Linked DNA regions of Homo sapiens: region 2 is linked to region 1. Evidence: chromatin contacts called from ENCODE Hi-C data. All regions are on one chromosome and are shown on one strand. The core of a region is the stretch at or near the end of the contact, and the rest is flanking DNA. Distances in the headings are between cores, read along the strand shown. Region 1 has its middle 62 kb from the start of LINC02513. Region 2 overlaps APBB2 (amyloid beta precursor protein binding family B member 2).

Region 1 (5,570 bases), core at 141-2,640:
TACAATTTTCTAGTTTCTTTAGAATGTAGCAAGAACTTAAAGATACTCTTGAAGCAATCTGAGGACAAATCTTCTAGATTTTAATGATTTGTTCTCAATCTTTTATAGTTGCATGTCCATACCTAATCTGACAGCATTTGGTGATGGTGGGGAGAATGTTCTTTGCTATATTTTCATCCATTTACATAATTCCTAATTACATATTTTTTTCACTGCAAACTTTATAAACACATCTGGGAACAAACAAAACTGACTCCTGGTAAGTAGACCATGCAACTGGTGGGAGATGTGTTTAGATGCACTGTGAGAATGCCAGTGTCACATCTTGAGCCTACTGAGGACTTTGCAGATAGAATAGAGGTTGTATCCATTAATCTAGTGGTTTCCTTAAGTGGAGATGAGTTAAGGGACTCTATTGTATACAAGTCAACAATGATTGTGTTTGGGTTGCATAGTCTTCCTTCTCATCTTTTTTTTTTTTTTTTTTCTGGCAGGGTCTTTCTCTGTCACCGAGGCTGGAGTGCAGTGATGCAATCATGGCTCATTGCAACCTCAAACTCCTGGGCTCAAGAGATCCTCCTGCCTCAGCCTCCCAAGTAGCTGGGACTACAGGTGCCTGCCACAACACCCACTTGATTTCTAAATTTTTTGTAGAGACAGTCTCTCCATGTTGCCCAGGCCTCCCAGAGAGCTGAGATTACAGGCGCGAGCCACTGCACCCGGCCCTATTCCAATTTTTTAAAAATGATGAACATGTATTATGGCTCTTACCTGACAAAGAAAAAAAATCAACACTTCATTTTTTGGAAAGTATTTTTTTAGTAAATCCATTTCCAGAAGACTAGAATGCAAACACAAAGAAAATGAGCAGTGAATATTGTTAATTCATGCACCCTTGTATCCAAACAATGGGTTGCTAGATTCTACAGAACACTAGGATCTGAGCATCAGCAGTCATTGTTGTTACTTGATGAAAGGACAATGTATTATTGATTGCTGCTATTATAAGGCACAATTTCCTAAATGCTACAGAAGTCAGAGGGGAATCCAGCTTTATACTAAGAAGGTTCACATACTCTAATATTCACATTCTAGTTTCATTTTGACTCTAAAATTGCACAGAAACCAAATGAGCAAATCTGCATTTCCTCCTAAATCTATATGCAAACGGTGAGGCAGGGATTCCCCTTGTAGTTGGCATTCGTTAGCAGAAAGGATTCTGGACAACCTCAAGCTCAAACTGCCTTAGCACCAATCCAATCTAGCTGAATTGGACACTTCCTGTGCTTTGCCAAATTTCACAGATCTCATTGCAAGCTCACTCCTCTGTAACATATCATTGTTACTTTGCTTTCTGATCAACTCTTAATTCTCACAGTCTTCCTTGATCAAGAGAGAGGAAGTGAGAGAGGTGTGCAGTTATTGCTGCATTGATTGTCATCACTTGACAGATGGAGAAGCCAAGGTTACAAGCCACGTTTTTTTTAATCACAATGGAGCATGCCATATCTCTCCTCTGTCTCAGAAATTTGATCATAGGACACTTCATGGGGTGTTTTTTCTTTTCTTTTTAACATTTTTTGAGATGGAGTCTCACTCTGTCGCCCAGGCTGGAATGCAGTGGTGTGATCTCGGCTCGCTGCAACCTCCACCTCCTGGGTTCCAGCGATTCTCCTGCCTCAGACTCCCAAGTAGCTGGGATTATAGGAATGTGCCACCATGTCTGGCTAATTTTTGTGTTTTTAGTAGAGACAGGGTTTCACCATGTTGCCCAGGCTGGTCTCGAACTCCTGACCTCAAAGTGATCCACCTGCCTCAGCCTTCCAAAGGCTTGAGTGTTGGTATTACAGGCATGAGCCACTGCACCTGGCCCATGAGGTGTATTTTCAAGCAAACTATATGTATGAAGCTCATTTCATCACAGGGACAATGGCAGGAGAGTGTAAGAATGCGAGTACAAAGCCTTGGCTAGGCCCCACCTTCTGGTCTTGTCCCTCAGCCCTTCACTACATGCTTTCAGAAGTCTCAGCCTGAAGTCCTTTCAAAAGAGTCCCCCCACTTAAAAAATTGTGCAGAAGAGGCCAGGGGTGGTGGCTCACGCCTGTAATCCCAGCACTTTGGGAGGCCGAGGCGGGTGGATCATGAGGTCAGGAGATCAAGACCAACCTGGCTAACACGGTGAAACCCCATCTCTAATAAAAATACAAAAACCAGATTAGCTGAGTGCGGTGTCAGGTGCCTGTAGTCCCAGCTACTTGGGAGGCTGAGGCAGGAGAATGGTGTGAACCTGGGAGGCAGAGCTTGCAGTGAGCCAAGATCGTGCCACTGCACTCCAGCCTGGGTGACAGAGTGAGACTCTGTCTCAAAAAAAAAAAAAAAATTGTGCAGAACAACCAAACCGAAAGCCTGAGAACCGTGTTCCCAGGCTCCTTAAATGTAATGATGTCCCTCATACTAGTACATTTGCGTCCGGAATTGGTGGGTTCTTGGTCTCACTGACTTCAAGAATGAAGCCATGGACCCTCGCGGTGAGTGTTACAGTTCTTAAAGATGGTGTGTCCAGAGTTTGTTCATTCTGATGTTCGGACATGTTCGGAGTTTCTTCCTTCTGGTGGGTTTGTGGTCTTGCTGGCTTCAGGAGTGAAGCTGCAGACCTTCGCAGTGAGTGTTACAGCGCTTAAGGCAGCACCTCTGGAGTTGTTCATTCCTCCCGTCCAGAGTTGTTCATTCCTCCCGGTGGGTTCCTGGTCTCACTGGCCTCAGGAGTGAAGCTGCAGACCTTCGCAGTGAGTGTTACAGCTCATAAAGGCAATGCGGACCCAAAGAGTGAACAGCAGCAAGATTTATTGCAAAGAGCGAAAGAACAAAGCTTCCACAGTGTGGAAGGGGACCCGAGTGGGTTGCCACTGCTGGCTTGGGCAGCCTGCTTTTATTCTCTTATCTGGGCCTACCCACATCCTGCTGATTGGTCCATTTTACAGAGAGCTGATTGGTCTGTTTTGACAGGGTACTGATTGGTGCATTTACAATCCCTGAGCTAGACACAAAAGTTCTCCAAGTCCCCACTGGATTAGCTAGACACAGAGCACTGATGGGTGCGTTTACAAACTTTGAGCTAGACACAGGGTGCTGATTGGTGTGTTTACAAACCTTGAGCTAGACACAGAGTGCTGATTGGTGTATTTACAATCCCTTAGCTAGACATAAAGGTTCTCCAAGTCTCCACTAGACTTAGGAGCCCAGCTGGCTTCACCTACTGGATCCCACACCAGGTCCGCAGGCGGAGCTGCCCGCCAGTCCCACACCATGCGCCCGCACATTCACAGACCATCCCATCCTATTCACATTTAACCTGAGGAATGTGTTTCCTAATTACATCAAAGTTCCACAGGACAGCAAGATCAAACAGAGAATAAAAAACATAATGGAATATACAGCAGCTCCTTCTGAAGAAACTTCCTCAGTCAACACATCTCCTAAAACTTGCTCCCCTCATTCTTTTGTCAGCAGATCACTCTTTTATGAACTGAAAACCCATTGGCATTATTCATACTAACTCTAAACCACAAATTTTGGGGGATGGGTTCTCTATTGACATATAATTGACAAAATAAAAATTGTATATATTTAAGATGGACAATGTAATGTCTTGATATACATGTATATTGTGAAATGATTACCACAAGCTGATTAACATATCCATCATCTCATATAAGTTACCATTTTTTTGTATGTGGTGAGAATATTTAAGAGCTATTCTCTTAGCAAATTGCATGTATATTCTACAGTAATATTAACTATAATCACCATGCTGTATATAATATCTCTAGAACTTATTCATCCTGCATAACTGAAACCTTTTACCCTTTGCCAAACATCCCCCCATTTCCCTCCCTCTCCACCCTCCAGACCTTGGAAATCACCATTCTAATCTCTATTTTATGAATTTGACTTTTAGAATCCACATGTAATTGAGATTGATGGCAACAGTGGGCCATCTGGAGCAACCGCTGCCATCACACTGGCTGCAGCAGGGAGGTGCAGCAGGGGGCTGCATGCTCCACAGAGTGGGCAGGAGCCAGGGATAAGTGGGAGCCCCATCCCTTTCAAGTTGGGGCAGGAGTTCTCTGGGAGCCACTGCAGCCACCCAAGATATGGCTGTGAACCCAGGCATCCCTGTGCTCTCATGGTCCAGGAGCAGGCGGGAGTCCCACTCTTTCAGGTGCAGCTGCAGCCGTTCAAACTGCAGCTGCAGACCTGGACCTCCTGCTCCATGGAGCAGGCAGGAGCCCTGCCCCTGGCACAGTTGCAGCTGCCCAAATTTCAGTAGTGGACCCAGGCATCCCTGTACTCTTGGGGGCCCAGGAAGGACCCACACCCCACCTTCACAGGCTTATAAATGCCTGCTTCCACTGCCTAGCTTCTCCTTGCTGTCAGTGCCCACTGTGATCTTGGAACAAAGTTGAGACTGAGCCCAGGCACTGTCACAGCCCAGCCAGGTGTGCAAACACTCAGGGCAGTGCTGACACACCAGCCCCCTGCCACCTTGGCCCCCTCCAGGTTTGGGGGGTCTGTGAGCATAGTAAGGAAACTATAGGGGGAGCTGAGGGCAGGGAGGGCCTGAAGGCTGGGGCCAAGCTGCCAGTCCCATGGACCAGAGTGGGAACTTGTGGTGCCTTTTCCAGGACTGCCCATGGCCACCCATGGACCAGTTGGCCTGCACTTCCTCCCCTCTAAGGCCCATAAAAGCCCCAGGCTCAGCCAGAGCTGAGCAGACTTCAGGATGGCTGGCTGCAGAAAGGAGCTACCAACCCCAGGGCCTCTTCTCTGCTGAGAGCAGGAGATAGAGGATGACTGGCTGCAGAGATGAGCTACCCACTCCAGAGCCTCCTCTCTGCTGAGAGCTACAGATGACAGGACAACCCGCTGCAGAGAGGAGCTACCCTTTCTTTTGAGAGCTGGAACAGACAATGGGGCAACCAGCTGCAGAGAGGAGCTACCCTCCCTGCTGGGAGCGAACACTTGTTGAGACAACTTGCCTAGCAGAGAGGAGCTACCCCTGAATGTAAAACAAAGGTTTAAATAAATAAATAAAGCAGCTGATTTTTGTATCCTGCAACTTTATAAAGTTTATTAGTTCTAATAGAGTTTTTGGTACAGTTTTCTACATATAAGATTATTCCATCTCCAGAGACAATTTTATTTCTTCCTTTCCTATTAATATTTGGATGCCTTTTGTTTCATTTTTGTGCCTGAATGTTCTGGCTAGGACTGCCAGTACTATATTCAATACAAGTGGCAAGTGTGGGCCTTGTTTTCATCTTCCTGATCTTACAGGAAAAGCTTTCAGCTTTTCACCATTGATTCTGATGTTAGTTTTGGGCTTGTCATATATACCCTTTATTATGTTGAGTTAATTCCTACTATGCCTAATTTGTTGTGAGTTTTTATAATAAAAAGATGGTGAATCTTATCAAATGTTTTATCTGCATCTATCGAGATGATCACATAATTTTTATTCTGCATTCTGTTACTGCAATGCACCACATTTGTTGATTTGTATATAATGT
Region 2 (5,944 bases), core at 2,463-4,962, 2.7 Mb before region 1:
ACTTCAAGAGCAATCTTATTTTCTTCATTTGCAAGTCTTGGAGAAAATCTCGTTGCAGCTAGTAAGTTTGGCCTGTAGTCTGTCTGCATCAGAACTCCTAGGTGTTTCTTTTTTTTTTTTTTGAGATGAGTCTTGCTCTGTTGCCCAGGCTGGAGTGCAGTGGCGCGATCTCGGCTCACTGCAAGCTCCACCTCCCAGGTTCACGCCATTCTCCTTCCTCAGCCTCCCGAGTAGCTGGGACTACAGGCGCCCGCTACCGTGCCCGGCTAATTTTTTGTAATTTTTAGTAGAGACGGGGCTTCACCATTCACAGGATGGTCTTGATCTTCTGACCTTGTGATCTGCCTGCCTTGGCCTCCCAAAGTGCTGGGATTACAGGTGTGAGCTACCGCGCCCAGCCTCTCCTAGGTGTTTCTTTAAATGTAGATACCTGGGCCCTACCTGTGCCTTACAGACTCAGACGCAGGTAGTGGGTCTCAGGAACCTGCATTTTAACTTCCTCCTCTATGCATCATTTGAGAAGCATGGCTCAGATTCTGACACAGGAACTGCTTTAGTTAGGGCCTTCTGTTGTGTTTGAAGTGCTGTGTTCCTATTATAATGGATACTGATCTGGCTAACATTTAACAAGAATCACAGCCTTAATGAAAAACGTGGAAAACATTTATTTTCTTTTAAAAAATAATATTTTCTTTTGTTTTTGATAGAATCAAGTAGAAGTGGCCAGGCATGATGGCTTATGCTGTAATCCCAGCACTTTGGGAGGTTGAGGCAGGAGGATTGCTTGAGGCCAGGAGTTTGAGACCAGCCTGGGCAACATAATGAGACTTCATCTCTATAAAAAATAAACAAAAAATTAGCTGGGTATGATGGCACGTGCCTGTAGTCCCAGCTACTCAGGAAGCTGAGGTGGGAGGATCTCCTTGAGCCCCGGAGGTCAAGGCTGCAGTGAGCCAAGATCACACCACTGCACTTCAGCCTGGGAGACAAAGGGTAACCCTGTCTCAAAAAACATTTTTGTTAAAAAAAAAAAAAAAAAAAAAAAAGAGAGAAGAGTTCTTAATTGCTCCTGTGCTCCAGAAATTAAACTACTGGAAATCTCTTCTCTTGTTCTTGTCCCTAAAATGGAATTTGTGCCATAAGCTTTACTGCACTATGAACACTGAATATTTAAATCCCAGCTGTGCTATTACTAAATGGATGATTGTGGCTGAGTCACTTAACACCATACGTTTCCTCCTCTGTCAAATAGGGTTAATAATAGTCTCTGCCTTGTGGGGTGGTTGTGATGATTAACTGAAACAAGACATGTGGGGCACAGAACGTAGTGATTGCCATGTAGTAAGGGCTCAGCAAAAATTGGATTTTATAAATATTCTGGTATGGAAAATTAATTCTCCCACTGAAGGAAAAGCACAGAGAGAGAGTAAAAGAGGGACTACGATTGTGTACACAAACAGAAAATAACTTCAGATAAGCAGCAGAGTAGACTAGAACAAGTAGGCAGGAAGACAGTGTTTCACAACGTAGAGATCCTGCACATGGCAGGCCGGCCTATCTCCATCCGGCCCTGTGGTTTGGCTTGTTCGTCATTGCCCATGAGCCTCGGTCTTACTTGAAGGGGTGAGGAAGGTGATGGGTCCTGAGGGTGGTGCAGCTCCCTGGCCTGGACATCGGGGGTCGGTCTTCTGCTCGTGATACTCCTGCTCGCTGGCTTCATACTTCCCGCGTTACTTCCAGGGGTTACCAGCGTTTCCATCCAGTCATTTCACACACCTCATTGAACAATTTTCCAAGTGTTGGTTTGCTCTCTTCCTTACTACATATTAATGAGGTGTCCAAGACTGCTGTTCAGCACGTATCTAAAATGTTGTTTAACTACATCAGAAGGTAAATCTATAGCTGCTGAAGCGAACTAAAAAGCTGTGTCAATCTGGTGCAGTGGCTCACACCTGTAATCCCAGTGCTTTGGGAGGCTGAGGTGGGAGGATAGTTTGAGGCTAGGAGTTTGAGACCAGCATGGGCAACATAGAAAGACCCCCCCCCATCTCTACCAAAAATAAATAAATAAATAAAATTAGCTAAGTGTAGTGCCGTGCACCTTTAGTACCAGCTACTCGGGAGGCTGAGGCAGAGGATGTCACTTGGGCCCAGGTGGTCAAGGCTATAATTATGCCACTGGCTTCCAGCTTGTGCAACAGAGTGAGACCCTGTCTCTTAAAAACAAGCAACAAACAAAAAAGGCAGCTGCATTGATAATCAGTCAGGTAAAGCATCGTCATTTTCACTTTCAAAAAGTTGTTCTGAGTATTAAGTGTTAGCAAAGATGCTTTTCTCTCTGTAGTATTTTTAGCCTTAACAGTTTTCACTCTTAATTTCAGTGTGAGTGTGGTGTGTGTGGTGTCTGTGCGTGAGTGTGAGAGAGAGAGATGGGGAGGAGGAGGGAGAGTGAGAGCAGTGTTCTGATTGTAGAACACCCTCACAGGTAGAATTGTTATAACTTTCTAATTGCAGACCACTCTCATAGAAGATTCTTAAGGAAACCTCAGCCCACCTTCTGAAGGGATGAGACGAGTAGCATCTTCAAGTGAAATGCCCTCTGGGGTCTGAAGGTTCTAAAAAAAATCCTAGAAAACCAAGGAAGATGGTGAATTATGGAAGAACTACCCAGATGATTTTCAAAGCTGTAAATTAACAAGTGTGTCTGTTTTAGGAGGAGGGGGTGAAAAGTCTAGGGTGTGTGTGTGTGTTTTTCTTTCTTCTTTTCTCTGTTCACTTGCCAAAAACAAACAAAAATGACCTCACTTCAGACACAGGGATAAAAGCAGGAGGAAATTGCTATAGTTAGAACACTATAGGTTTTTTTTCCCCCTGTACTTTTTGGATACATATTTTTAAAAAAATAAATAGGATCACTTACTCTGGCCTAGCACAATTTCATCTAAAGTGTTTTGAAAGTTATAGTCTTAATTTTAGGGACAGAATAGGTTATCGTAAGGGGTGTGAGGGTTTTTAAATGCAAGGCATTTTCCAGGGGACTTTTAAAAATCAATACCAGGAAGCAAAATAAAAAATTTAAAAATCAAAACCCAGCAAGGCACGGTGGCTCACACCTGTAATCCTAGCACTTTGGGAGGCCAAGGCAGGCAGATTTCTTGAGCCCAGGAGTTCGAGACCAGCCTGGGCAAAATGGTGAGATCTCATTTCTACAAAAAAAAAAAAAAAAAAAAAAGCAAAACACACACACACACAACAAAATTAGCCATGCGTAGTGGCACACATCTGTAGTTCCAGCTACTCAGGAGGCTGAGACGAAAGTTGCAGTGAGCCAAGATTGCACCACTGCCCTGCAACCTGGGCAACAGAGTGAAACCTTGCCTCCAAAAAAAAAAAAAATGAAACTCAGTCCAAAATGACCAGAAATCTATGTAGTTAGCAGAGTAAATCTTACCCCTCCCTGCCCCCAACCCCCATTCAGGGTTTCCTTCCTTTCTTTTTCCTCCATTTGCCTCCATAGAGCATATCAACCCAATTTACACCTTCATGAGCTGTAACCTAGAGTCTTTGCTCTGCTTGGCAGAAGAGGAAGAGAAGATGCCACATACAGTTTGGAGTAGGATGATGACACAGTTTTTAAAATGATGGATGCAGTTTGGTATGAAATGAATCACTGTTTAATCTGTGTTACTTTGCTCATATGGACACACTTGGACTCAGCACCCACTTCCTGTGCAATGGCATATTTGGTCTGGGTTACGTTGGGGTGAAGCATTTCCCCCATGAGCTTGCCACAACTCCATCAAGAAGCCTTCTGGAAGTGCGAAAGGTTTGGAATGGTAGGCTGTGGAAATCCTGAGCTGTTTGCTGAGTTTCTCCCTGCCTTCCTCCCTTTCTCCTTTCTTGTGTGTGTGAAAAGCGGTTATGGCACAGTGTCTTTCATGAGAAATGATTGGCTTGGGATGAATCTCACCACTCCTTTCTGGCACTTTTGCAAAAAAGAACACTTTTTTTCACGGTAGACACCGGATACAACTGGAATATTCTTCTGATGTCCAACAACAGCTGGAGAGAGAAAGAGAGAGAGAGACAAGAGGGGAGGGGAGAAAGAGAGAGGGAGAGAGAAGAAAGAGAGAAAGCCTATAGCACCTGGTATTCTCATGGTGGTCTCCCATCCAAGTTCTAACTAGACCTGACCCTGCTTAGCTTCCCACATCAGATGAGATCTGGCAAGTTCAGGGTTTTATGGCCATAGACCCCTTCCACTTTAAAGCTGAGTAATTAATATTCCACTGTCTGTATATACCACGTTTTGCTTATTCAGTCATCTATGGATGGACACTTGGGTGGTTTCCACATTGTATCACTCCCGCTTTTGAGAACCCTTGTGGAGCAGCAACCCAGGTATCATTTAATAAAAGGCTCCTCTCTATAAGTTTTAGCGTTTTATATGTACTCTTTAGTTTTCTTCTTTTCTTTCCCAGTTGAGCAGACAGTTTATTGAAGATCTCTTTGAGGCCCAGAGTTGCTTTTCCTGAATACCCAGTGATTGTTATCTTGCTGCCATTGGATTAGGAAGTCTGGTTTGCAATATTTAATCTATGAATATGTTGTCTGCGACACTGCCCCTAAACAAACACATTCCCCTTCCGACGAGGCTCGGATGACACAGAGATCAGCTTAAAGCTTGGGACAGCGAGACCTGGACTCAGTAGGGGGCTGTATCAGTCTGTGCAGTGCATGCACCTCTGCACATCATGATAAATTGTTTATTGGAGTACAGTAGAGAATAAATAACCAAACAAGCAAATTAACAAAGCAAATAGGTAGCTAGTTTGGAAAACTGGCCACATCTGGGATGGATTTGGGAAAAAAAAAATGTAGTTTCTCCTTCTACTCAAGGGAAATTAAAAACTCTTGCATTTTATTGATTTCCTCTAAGCTCATCTGCACATTGTTTTTACAAAAGCTAAGTGGTGACATAAAGCCCATAATTTTGGGAGGCATAGATTTTTAGATGCAGAGATTTTGGTTTTGCTCCCAGGAAATGAACGTTTTCTGCAGAGGAGGCATCTACCTCTGGAAGCCATTTCTCATGTTCAATCTAGTGTGATCAGTGACCAGTTGAGGGGGAAAACGATTCTCTCTGAGCTTTGCTTGGCTTTTCCTTTTGCCACCAAGCCACTGAAAAGTATAGGAAGAGGCAAGGCATTGCAACATGGGATAGCTGCCTCCTATACGAGACTGTTAATACTGTGTATCAGTAAGTGAGGTGGAAGAGGGAGTTAGGTTATCAGTTTGTTTCTCACCCACTTTATGAACATTGCAAATTCTAGAAAAAAAGTACTCTGGGGCCAGGCGCAGTGGCTCACACCTGTAATCCTCACTCTTGGGAGACCAAGGCGGGTGGATCACGTGAAGTCAGGAGTTCAAGACCAGCCTGGCCAACATGGTGAAACCCTCGTCTCTACTAAAAAATTATCTGAGTGCGGTGGTGCATACCAGTAATCCCAGCTACTTGGGAGGCTGAGGCAGGAGAATTGCTTGAACCCGGGAAGCGGAGGCTGCAGTGAGCCAAGATCATGCCACTGCACTCCAGCCTGGGTGACAGAGTGAGTGAGACTCTGTCTCAAAAAAAAAAAAGACTTTGGATTGCAAATGAAAACTCATTATTTATTTATCATTCGTCACAGTAATATTAATTATATTTATACCGCATAGTAGCCCCTGGCTTTTTTTTTTTTTTGAGACAGTCTTTTTTTTTTTTTTTTTTGAGACGGAGTCTCGCTCTGTCGCCCAGGCTGGAGTGCAGTGGCACGATCTTGGCTCACTTCAATCTCCGCCTCCTGGGTTCAAGTGATTCTCCTGCCTCAGCCTCCCGAGTAGCTGGGATTACAGGCACCCACCACCATGCCTGGCTAATTTTTTTGTATTTTTAGTAAAGACA

What was found. A loop is a pair of places that touch in the nucleus more often than their neighbours do. Pooled maps may share reads with other maps.
Region 2: a map with no recorded cell type shows a loop between it and region 1 (12-fold over the local background). The contact joins two enhancer-like sites. A Hi-C loop is called at or near these places in 2 of 37 single-sample maps with no recorded cell type and 3 of 50 pooled maps.

The regions. Positions count from the first base shown.
Region 1 is chr4:38,302,396-38,307,965 of GRCh38, reverse strand. No RefSeq gene overlaps it. Among named protein-coding and RNA genes, the nearest start is that of LINC02513, 62 kb to the left of the region's middle. Within about 2 kb of position 1,390, at least 3 of the 41 ENCODE cell types and tissues checked have a DNase peak (open chromatin) inside an H3K27ac peak, as active enhancers do.
Region 2 is chr4:40,988,464-40,994,407 of GRCh38, reverse strand. All of the region lies in intron 6 of APBB2 (amyloid beta precursor protein binding family B member 2), which reads left to right. It also overlaps the pseudogene RNA5SP160. Among named protein-coding and RNA genes, the nearest start is that of APBB2, 220 kb to the left of the region's middle. RefSeq lists a silencer at 3,226-3,295. Within about 2 kb of position 3,712, at least 9 of the 41 ENCODE cell types and tissues checked have a DNase peak (open chromatin) inside an H3K27ac peak, as active enhancers do.